2 separate regions of the Mus musculus genome follow, and region 2 is linked to region 1. Evidence: chromatin loops called from intact Hi-C (ENCODE). Cell type or tissue: gastrocnemius. All regions are shown on one strand. Links, peaks and the distances in the headings refer to the core of each region. The heading gives the core; the rest is flanking DNA.

What was found. A loop is a pair of places that touch in the nucleus more often than their neighbours do. Peaks named below come from ENCODE experiments on the same cell type or tissue, not always from the same donor. Only the 100,000 strongest peaks of a DNase experiment are listed, where the experiment ranks them.
Region 2: a loop joins it to region 1, with 2.3 times the contacts of the local background. A loop is called at or near these places in 5 of 42 quality-filtered maps.

Annotation. Positions count from the first base shown.
Region 1 is chr6:82,039,464-82,044,836 of GRCm38, forward strand. It overlaps Eva1a (eva-1 homolog A (C. elegans)), which reads left to right and starts at 2,165. Exons shown (of 3, transcript NM_145570.2): 1 at 2,165-2,438. In gastrocnemius, for the core only: a CTCF peak has its summit at 2,931; DNase peaks (open chromatin) are centred at 647, 2,097, 2,331, 2,751 and 2 more places; H3K4me3 peaks cover 2,396 bases; H3K27ac peaks cover 1,578 bases.
Region 2 is chr6:82,094,071-82,099,443 of GRCm38, forward strand. No RefSeq gene overlaps it. Among named protein-coding and RNA genes, the nearest start is that of Gm40381, 23 kb to the right of the region's middle. In gastrocnemius, for the core only: no CTCF peak of the experiment used is centred there; no DNase peak of the experiment used is centred there.

The sequences.
Region 1 (5,373 bases), core at 133-5,132:
TCAAAGGGAATGCCATGGAAAGATCTAAACAACCATATCTCCTTTGCTAGCTGGAGAAACTCCAGGGCTCTAGATCTTTCTCCATCTATTTGACTGGGCTGTTGTCAGAGCAGGTGATGCCCGTTCTGCTCGCTGGAATCCAGGGAGCCCTGTGAATGGTGCAGGGAGGCCCCGTGTAGGGGCATCTTCTGTCCATATCAGTGAGGCCGCACATCAAGAAACGGAACTATGTAGATAGTAGCTTTCTTCCCCAACGCTGCTGAGAGGCAGTTCAGTGTTGTCTGCTTCATTATCACGGAGCAAGGCTACATTTCAGTAGGATGAAGCTTGTTCTAAGAATTCAGCATATATTAGCATCTCTTAGTAGCAATAATAAACACATCCAAAGCCAAATGGGGTCAGAGTATTCCAATGTCTTTTCTTCAGCCTAGGGGATAAATGGACTGGATCCAAATGTTCTCCTTAAACCAGTCTAAGGCCAAATGGTCCTGGAGAAGGTCTTGGCCACCTACCGGAAGGAAGCTGTGGTTGGTCCATCCCTTTATCCCACATACTGAGCATCAGTTCTGTGTGTGGTCCGGATCCAACCTGTGATCTCAAGCATGCCCAGGTGGCTGCAAACACAGCATGACGTCATGAATCCTTTGTGCTGCCTCTCCATCTGCCTGCTGATACAGCTGCCCAGTTATGGGGAGCGTGCCGAGTGCCTGGGTATGGAATTTGGAGTTGGTTAAGTGTGTGTATCTTTTACAGATAAGAAAAACTGAAGTCTGGAGAGGAGGCCTTATTCAAGTTCAGGGAGTAGTTTAGTGGCCGTCCAAAGCTAGAACTGGTTGCTCAAGGCACCGATGAAGCAAGACCCTTCCTGCCAGACCAGTAGCTTCTATAAGAGAAGACAACTGGTCTGTGTTTACATCAGGACCCTGAGATTGTTTTCTTTGAGGGAAAGCACTGCATTTCAAGGTTAAATAAAGCAAGCACTGTTTGGCCAAGTGTAGACTATGGCTCTCAGCCCTGGCTCTGTCAGATCAACTTTCAGAAACACACTTGGGGGACCCTCTTTAGACAAATTCAGTGATCGTATGAGTGGACCTGGGTTTCTTCTCATTTTTAAACCTAATAGCTTAAAGTCCAGCCAGGGCTCTGTGGTCTGATATATTCAGTCCACCATGCCACCAATGGTCTTGAAAGCAACATTTTCAAATAGCATCTGAATCCGGGCATTGGGTCAGAATGTAGACTCTCAGTGAGTCAGGTCCAGAGGGGCAGGAGAACAGCAGCTGTTTCTAGAGTATGCTTCTGATAGCAGTTCTCGAGGACACCTGGGATTCTGATGACCCCTTTTGGTCCCTGGTTATTCCATCCAATTTCTCCACCATCTGAGCCCTTGGTTTTCAGTTGCCCTGGTTCCCAGCAACACCCTTTCTTGGGCTGGCAGGGCGATCTCTTCTCTGTTCCCCTCCTTCTTCCTGTCTTTCACAGGGCTGGGCTGCACAGCCTGCCTGTCTGCCTGTCTAGACTGTCCTCTACCATTAAGACTGGTCCACTCCTATCTTTGCCCCAGTTACCTGTGCTAACTGCCGAGGAACAGGATGTCCTTTGGGGTCATTCTAGCCTGTTCTGCACCAAGCTCCTTGTGGCCACTGCATAAATACTCCTGTAGTTTAACAAAACTTCAAACCCAGGCAAGCAAGACCAAAAAGTGGTAATGTCTTCTGATACTAACGAACATTCCTTGGAGATTATGCATCAGACTTTAAACTCTCCACTCAGAAAAAAAAAAGAGTCGATCAAATTTAACAAAGTAAGTGGTTATTTCCTGTCTGGACTTGGGGTTTTAAAGCTGGCTCAACGAGTGCAGTCCACCAGGCAGGAATAAGCCAATGAGGGTTGGGGGTAGGGTTGGATTCTGCTTGCAGATCTGGGCTCCTTGCTGTAAAGAGGGAAATGTTGGAAGTTCGGGACAAGGTGGGGACCGCGGATGGGGAGATCATGTAACCCAGGGGACGGTGGGAAGCGCGGGGAGGCAGGCAAGAGTTGCCAAAGTTGAACTAAGTTGGAGCAGCCGTTCAGGTTTCGCGTCTCGCGGCGCCCACGTGGGGAAGGGGGCGGGGAGCGGGAGGGAGGGCAGGTCCGGAGCCGAGGGGCGGGGGTGGGGTGGGGTAGCGGGGGGAGACCGAAGGAAATGAGACAACCTTTTCCTCCCACGGACTCAGGCTCCTCTAGAGTGTGCAGGGCTGGAGGAGTCCAGAGGCTGGGTGTGCGCGTTCCGTGCTCAGCCCTGATTGGGGAGGGCCGCCCCAAATTGCTCTCCGGCGCGCGGGTGCCCCAGCCACAGGGCGCAGCAGCACACTGCCGTGCCCTTCCCTAGGTGATCTGATCCACTCCAGGCCCCCCTGCTCGGTCCCCGGAAGTACGCGCCAGTCGTCCTAGAGAAGGTAAGCTGCTTCCCCGAAGCGCGCTCAGGGCGCGGGGACACTCTAATTCTGCTGAGCGGGAACTCTTTAGTGCTCTTCGGATCCCAAACTACCGCTTTGTTTCCAAACCCCTGTCCAGGTGTTAGCACCGGTCCTGCCTTCTTCTTTTGCTTCTCCTTCCTTCTGGCGTCCCCAGCGTCTTGATCCTGTTTGGCTTGGTCAGACCACTCTTACCCTCTGCCTTGGGCTTTGGAGAACTCGTGAATTCCAAATCAGGGCGCTTCTCTTAGCTGCTCCAATCCCTGGAGCTTGGCTGAGCGGGCCAGTCGGCGGCGGCGGATTTAGGCTTGGCTGGGGATTAACCCACCTGAAGCCGGCCTAGCGAAGTACTTAGTTAACTCTTCTCAGAGCCACTGAACTATTGACACTTATTTGACGACCCCCGCCCCCCCGCGCGTCCCCAGATCCCCGAGATTGGAGTGGACCGTGGCGTTCTAAGGCTGTTGGCGCCCCCTAAAGCTTTAAATGTGACGCTCTGTTGCTGGAGAGGGACTCATCAGGTTTGGGGGTGAAGGATCCCGACGACTGGGGGTAGAGGGAAGAGATCTTTGCAGGGCATGAAGACAAACCAGTATGGCTCTGAAGCCGGCGAGACGGACCCGCTGGGTAGTTTCATTTTTGTTACTTAGTTAAACACCTTTTCCAACCTTAGGCCTGTGGCAGGAACTTCTAGGAATCTTGGCTTTAAAAATGGACAAAAGGAAAGGAGGGAGTAAGCGGCCTTGAGCCTCGCAGTTTGCAAAGGGTCCAAGCGTGAATTTGGATCCCAACAGGTCTGTGCCGCACACCCCAAGTCCAGCCCTAAAGATGGTTCCTCAGTCCAGTCTGAGCAAGAAATCTGCTACCTCCTGCCTGCTCACACTCAGGGAAGACCAAGCCTTTACCTTTTATAGCAAATACATCGCGATTCCGTTCAAATCCAAAGCGTTTATTTAGAGCCGGCTGCCGTCCTAGCTCACTGAAGAGGATACTACCCGGCGCCGCGCTCTCTCAGCCCCTCCCTCCCCTCCAGGCAGTGTAATTGTTAGTCTGCCACCGCGGGCCGGCTTGAGGTCAAGTCCGGTGTCAAGGAAGCCAGGGTCAGACCACCAGCCTTGGTAATGCCTTCTTGTGGCTGTTTTCTCTTCGGAAAAATAGTGGGGCCAAGAGTGTAACACACAGGGGTGGAGGTTGGAGGGGTTGGGGGGGAGTGGGGCGGCTAGCACTTGGGAGTGGAATCCGGAGGATCAGAAGCTCAAGGTCATCTGTGGCCACAAAATGAGTTTGAGTCCAACCTCGTTCCACAGGATTCTGCCTCAAAATACCAGAGTCAACGCCCCCCCTCCGATGTCAACCAGGAAGTAAAGATGGTGGAGCTTAATTTTAATTTTAGAGATATTTTATTTTGTATTTTGTGTATGTGTGTGTGTGTGCCACATGTGCTTTAATTGTGGCCCTTAAGGGAAGTCTGGTAATAGCTGGAGATACTTTTGGCCCTCACCCTGTGGGTGAGGGAGGATGCTGTTCGCTTGGTGGAATGCTCAGGAGAACCCTCTCCTCACAATACCTCTGGCCCATTACTGCTTGTGCTTTCATTGGGTCACCCTGACTTAAGGAACTGGCTCACAGAGAGTATCCCAACTCCCCTCCTTTCCAGATTACCCCAGCCCCTGTTCTCATATCCCCACCCCCACCTGCAGCCCCAGAGTCAGAATTCCACTGCTGGCTTCCCACCAGGCCGCTGGCCTGCCCCACACTTTTCTTGCTTCTCCATTGCTTACAGAAAGGACCTGGGTCTACAGGTGTCTGTCAGTCATTAACAGCAGCCCCTAGCCGGTCTCTTGAGGGGTGAGGCTTAATCTGTGACCTTGCACACCAGCTCCAGGCTTCCCTGCCCACCCTCAACCTCTAGCCCTTCTGCCATGCTTCCAACACATCCCAGTTCACCGATCCTCTGCTGTTTTGACCTCTTGAACCCACCTTCCCCGCCCTAGTGGCTTGGCAAACTGCTCATCTTTCTTTGGTCTAGAACTCAGTCTCTTCTGGATGGGAGCTTTTCTCCATTTCTTAGGACAGTGCCCTTGTTCCCTGCTGCCCTACCCAGTCACCTTCATTTCTTCAGTATCCCATTTGCAGAATTTACAGCAGGGGACCCCGTGGTGCTCACCTCTCCACTGATACCCACATACTGAGCCTGGTATGGGGCTGTGCTCACAATACCTGCTGAGCTCAAAGGCTTTGGATGTTGTCTGTATTCTAATCCCAGCTTTGTCACCTGTAAACTGTGTGACTTTGGGCAAGTGGGCTCAGACCCTCTGGGAGTCTTACAGGGAGAGCAAGCTGCATTCTCTGCAGGTCAGTGTGACGAACTAATAGGATAATTGTCCATTTTAAGACCGAGTGCCTGCCCCGTGCCATGCTCACTCCATGAATTTTGACTCGCTCGATATTGTATCATCACTACGAAGTTCATTGCAGAAGCACAGAGAGGCTGCAACATTTGCCTCACATCACACAGCTCATTAGTGCTGGGGCCAACATTCACATAAACCTTTGGATTTCAGAACACACACTCTTCTTGCTACAAAGGTAAGCAAGGGATTGTAGGAGACTCAGCCAATGTTCAGTGAATGTGATATGTGATTTGTCGACTAGATTAGTGGGGGCCTAAACACATGCCTGTTCTTTTTTAAACAGAGCCATGCTTAGGATCCAAGACTGTCCTATCAGCAGCCCTGGGGTTCCTTCTCCTTTTCGCTTTGCTTGCAGTTTCAGAAAGGGTCAGACACCGGCCCCTAGTCACGCTGACCTTGCTGCTAAATGGAGTTTAAGTGTGTCAGGCTGGGACAGCACTCAGTCCTTGGGAGGACAGCAGAGGGAAATGCAGTTAACACTCCTACTTGGGAGAGAGGTTCAG
Region 2 (5,373 bases), core at 319-5,318, 55 kb after region 1:
GAGCAGTCAGTATCTACCTTCATCTCCAGGAGGTAGCCCAAGCTGATCATAGAGAGAGGTTACAACCCTCACTAGACAGAGGCTGCATAAGTGGATGTGCCTGGCAGGGCTTTAGGGCACATGACTATCCCCGTGGTCACTGAATCTTCATATCTTTTCACCAAGTCCATAAAATGTCCACTTTTGTGGTGGTGGGGACACTATCTAAGGGACACAGGTACTGAGCAATAGTTTAACTGGTGACTTCCGTTTCAAATAACAAGAATTCCATTTTTTTTAACCTGTCCAGTTTCATATTTTAGGTTTAAATCTTTAACACCATTTCTAGTTCTAGTTTCTGTACAGCATACTTGTGTTTGTAATAGAGAGATATCCAACTTAAGAGAATTTATTGATTTATAAAACTCACAGAGGGCAGAGACAGATCTAGCTTCAGGGATGGCTGGGTTCAGAGACTCAGCACCAAGAGTTTGGCTTTTCCTAGGTCTGCTTCATCTCATTGATGTCGTTATTGTTGTTGTTGTTGGTAGTGCTTTGTTGTTTGTTTGTTTCTGCTACAGATGCAGCTGTACCACACTTGTATTCTCTTGAATGCTAAGCTCCAACACAGCACAGAGGGGATGTGTTTGTGGTGTGTGTGTGTGTGTGTGTGTGTGTGTGTGTGTGTGTGTGTGAGAGAGAGAGAGAGAGAGAGAGAGAGAGAGAGAGAGCATGTGTCGGGGGAGGTAGGGAAGGAGAGAGGAGAGGAATAGAAGGGTTGTATTGAGTGTGTGGTTTGTATACTGAGAAATGCCAGCTAACCAAATCTTAGGGAAACTTTTGGGAAATGTAAGGTGTCTCGAGTGCCTAAGGAAATTTCTCTAAGGCAGCTTGCACCCACTTCCCATAGGAGTCTCTTCCTGAGCTGGCCAGCACAGGTGGCTATTGTCAAACTGTGCTGTGGGCACTTCTGGATGTACATTGTTTCAGGGTAGGACACAGGAAAGTAATGCCTCACTGAATGGTAGGCAAGAATGATGAAGCCTCGTTGTATAATGTGCCAGCCAGTGAGATTCCATAGGATTCATGAGCTTAAAAGTTGTATTTTTTCTGTCATGAAGTTCTGAGTGATTTTATTACACAACAGACAACTGTATAATCAACCCTGTTCTACAGCTCACTGTTCCTTCTAAAGTCAAACTGAGATTTAATTGCCATGGAAACAATGCTGAGAGGTGGGTCCAGATGAGGAATTAGCTCATGAGGGTCCTCTCCTTATGGGTGGATGGAAAACTTCCCTGAGGCAGTGAATTCCTGATAAAAGTCTATGAAGTGGGCCTGATGTTCTTCTCTTGTGGGTACTTACCCTTCTGTGCTGAGAAAGCCCTTGATAGAGACTTGGGATATAGCTCAGGGGATGTCCCCTCACTCTTGAACTTCCAACTCTCTTTGAGTGACGAAAAGAATCCATATCACACTCCCCTTCCCCCGGAGAATGCCCTACCCATACTTTAGCAAGTGACAAGGTTAACCAAAGTCAGGGACCTTAAAGCTCTTCTCTTTCCTTGAGCCTCCCATGCAACTAATTAGCCAACCTTCCTTATCACAGATATTGTGGTAAATCTTGGCCATTAACTTGCCAAGATAGAAAACCTGAGCTATTGGTGAAGTACGTTGCTTGGTATCTCTGAGGAGGACTTTTGGAGAGGATTGGTAGGTGGGTCAGTGGCTCAAGTGGGGAAGACCCCGCTTGAATGTAGGAAAGCTATCTACTACATTTCAACCCTAAATGGAACAAACTTTGCCAGTTCTAACATATACACTTGCTCAGCTCTTTCTGATTGGCTCCTGATTCACTCCTATCACATCATACAGATAGCCTTCAGTGTGGACCAAAAGCAGTGGCTCTCCAGTGGTCATGCAGGCCTTGCATTTTACAGTGGAGCCTTATTGTTCTGAGGCGTCTAGGTTCTTATAATGATGGCTATTTAGAATTATATATATATATATATATATATATATATATATATATATATATATATATATATATATATATAGGTTTTTCCAAGACAGGGTTTCTCTGTATAACCCTGGCTGTCCTGGAACTCACTTTGTAGACCAGGCTGACCTCGAACTCAGAAATCTGCCTGCCTCTGCCTCCCAAGTGCTGGGATTAAAGGTATGCACCACCACTCCCGGCGGCTATTTAGAATTTTATGGCTATTTAGAATTTTAAGCTGTTGTGCTTCTGTTGAAGCTAAGTAACGATCTTAAGAGATTTTTTTTCAACAAGAACTCCCATTAAATTCAAAGTCAATTTGTTTTGGCAGTCATCTCTCTGTGACTAGTCTTTTCTGATTTATTTAAGTATTTTTCACAAGGCCGCTCTATCTCTCTGCATTCTATCATTTATTTGCATGTGTACATAGTTTGAACTCAATTGTGCTGTAATGTATGTGCTTCACCCAGTATGCGCTCATCAGAGTGGCAGTTCTGAGCATCTCCACTTGCTTTGCTTAGTCTGCCTTGGGCAGAGCAGAACTAACCTTGTTTCCTATGTGTTTCTGCATCTTCTCAGTCCATGCTGTGATCGCACAACTGGGAAATGAACAGGTCTGAAAAAATGCAAGGGCTCCATCTTACAATTGACCCACTGACTTCAGTCTTTCTAGATCTGACTGCATCATTGCTTGCTCTGAACATTGGGTCTAATATTTTAAGTGGCCATATCAATCCTATGAGTCTCTATGGGCTACATGGTCTTTCCGGATTCTCTTGCAAATTTGCATCATAACGTTACACTATTACTAATTGTAACTTTGAAAGTTGACAGGTGTAAGCTTAAAAGTATAAATTGATTTTCTTTTTAAACTCTTGTATGAAGATACTTTCCTTCCTTCCTCCAGACAAAGTCAAATGCTCTCATTGTTTCCCCATGGTTTCTGGACTCACACACTCTGGCTATGTGTGATTTTTATGATCTTGTCTTAATACTCCGTACTTTGTGCTCCTGACAATGAACCATATTGCACTGTTGATGCAAAAGCACAGCTCTCAATGCAAAGAGGATAACACTGTTTATTCTGGAACCAAATTTGAGTAACCACGGCCTGGAAACAGAAACTTTGGTGGCCCCAATGTGGAATTAGTTTCATGATGTTTTAGAGTAGCAGGAAAAAAAAGAAAGAAAGAAAGTCATAAATCAAGGCTGTGTTCCTGGTTTCTGTGTCGCCCTGACACAAACTAGAGTCATCTGGAAAAAAAGGAACCTCAACCGAGAAAACATCCACCAGATTGACCCCTGGGTAAGCCTGTGGTACATTTTCTAGATTGATGCCTGATGGGAAGACCAAGTTCATCATGGGTGTAGTGTCCCCCTCCCCCCCATCCTGGTTTCTTTAAGAAAGCAGGCTGAGGAAGCTCTGAGGAGAAAGCCAGTAAGCAGCATCCCACCATGGTCCCTGCATCAGTTCTAGGTCCCAGGTTCCTACATGCTTAAGTTCCTGCCCTGACTTCCCTTAGTGATAAGTAGTGAATGGAACTGAGAGCTGAAATAAACCCTTCCCTCCTCAAGCTGTTTATGGTCACCGTGTTTCATCATAGAAACTCTAAGACAAAGACAATTTAAAGACATTGGTAGAAACATTAAGCGGCCTTCACAGCACAGCTGAGAATCCCAGCTGAAGGTTTCAGATGCTATCTGATGACTTAGCATTTTGGTGGATGGAAAATTTGGGTCAAGTTAACACATTTCAAGTTTATTTATTTTTCTTCTGTAGTTAGAATGCTAGGTCATGCTTGCTGGGAGAAAGATGTTAGGTGACACAGAGATGAGAGGAGGAATAGCTATTTAGTGGCTAAAGATTGCCCAAGATACATTGTAATTAGGCTCTGGTTCCACAACATTCCAATCTTTCCACAGTTATTGAGGTTTTAATCAGTCAGCCTTTGCAGACAAGTCCTTTTCTGTATTTCTCAGTCACAGCACTCATCTCTGCATTCTCAGTGTTCACATTGGACTCATCGTAGAGTAAGACCTCCTTCAATACCTTCAGTACTGATATTCTCTCTCTCTCTCTCTCTCTCTCTCTCTCTCTCTCTCTCTCTCTCCCTCCCTCCCTCCCTCCCTCTGTCTGTGTGTAGACACCATCTCTCTGTGATGCTCAGCTTGGCTCCACACTCCCAAGTGGCTGGAAACACAGGTGCACACCACTAAACCTAACTAAATAGTTTTAAACTGCTAACGGGCCGAGCAAGGTCTCAGAGTACTTGAGCTACAGTCTCTGGTGGTGTGTGGTTCCATAGATTTCCCAGCCCTGCCTGTGACAGGGATTGTTTCCTGAGATCATGGACATCTGTTTTATCCATCCGTATGTATCCTTTCTGTCACAACTAGCAATTCCTTATGTTGCCCAGCTTCTGATGTTCCTCGTCTTCCTCCACTTGAACTGAGATGTCCATGTAGTGGGGCTGTCAGCTAGAAGTATCCTCTCATTTCAGTTTTGTCTGGAGAGTGTCTAAAAATTCTTCAGAGTTTAATTAATAACCTACTAAGTCTAATTAGTGCTGACCACATGTTAATGGTTATGAGGCACTCTGGGGCACAGGCAGCCCATCAACAGCCACAGCCCAAAGAAAACTGACTCTCTCTTTCCACAGTAGCCATCAACCAACAATAGTTCCTCAGCTAAGGGTGTGGCTCCAGGAGCCAGTTCCCATCTGCACTGAAGTTTTGACTGGTTTGATCTTGTCCAGATAACCACAGCTGTTGTGAGCTCAAGAATACAATTGTCCTATCTTGTCCAGAAGACAGCAATTCACAGCATTCTTATCCCTGGGCTCTTTCCTTCTTCCTACTCCCTTCTCTGATGCTTCTCTGTGTGTCTTGGGTAGGATTTAGAATAAGAAGGGAGAAGGTCTCCTTTAACTACAATGGTGTGTGTGTATGTGTGTGTGTGTGTGTGTGTGTGTGTGTGTGTGTGTGTGAGAACTCACTGATGACCAGTATTTAAGTCCTTTAGCAACATGGAACACATAAAGGAAAACTTCAAAGACTACATCTGGCAGCTGCCTCGTGAGTCTGCCTAATTGTCCTCTCTACCTGCATTACCCCGATGCTCCTGTTTTCCAGACCATCTGCTTTGCCTGTCTAGTCTGAGACATTTGAACCCCCCCCCCCAGACATATTCACTACATTTTTAATAAGAAACAAACATCGTTCTTTCCCCAGAGGAAACCATGGGACTGACGTCTGTTTTTTCGCCACTCACTCATTTCTTCTTTGTTTTCTTGTATTAAGTAATAGACAGACACGTGAGCCCCCAACGGAGTGGAAAAATGAAACGCAGATTTCATTTCCAGTTCTCATTAGACAAATCAAATTAATAGGAGCCT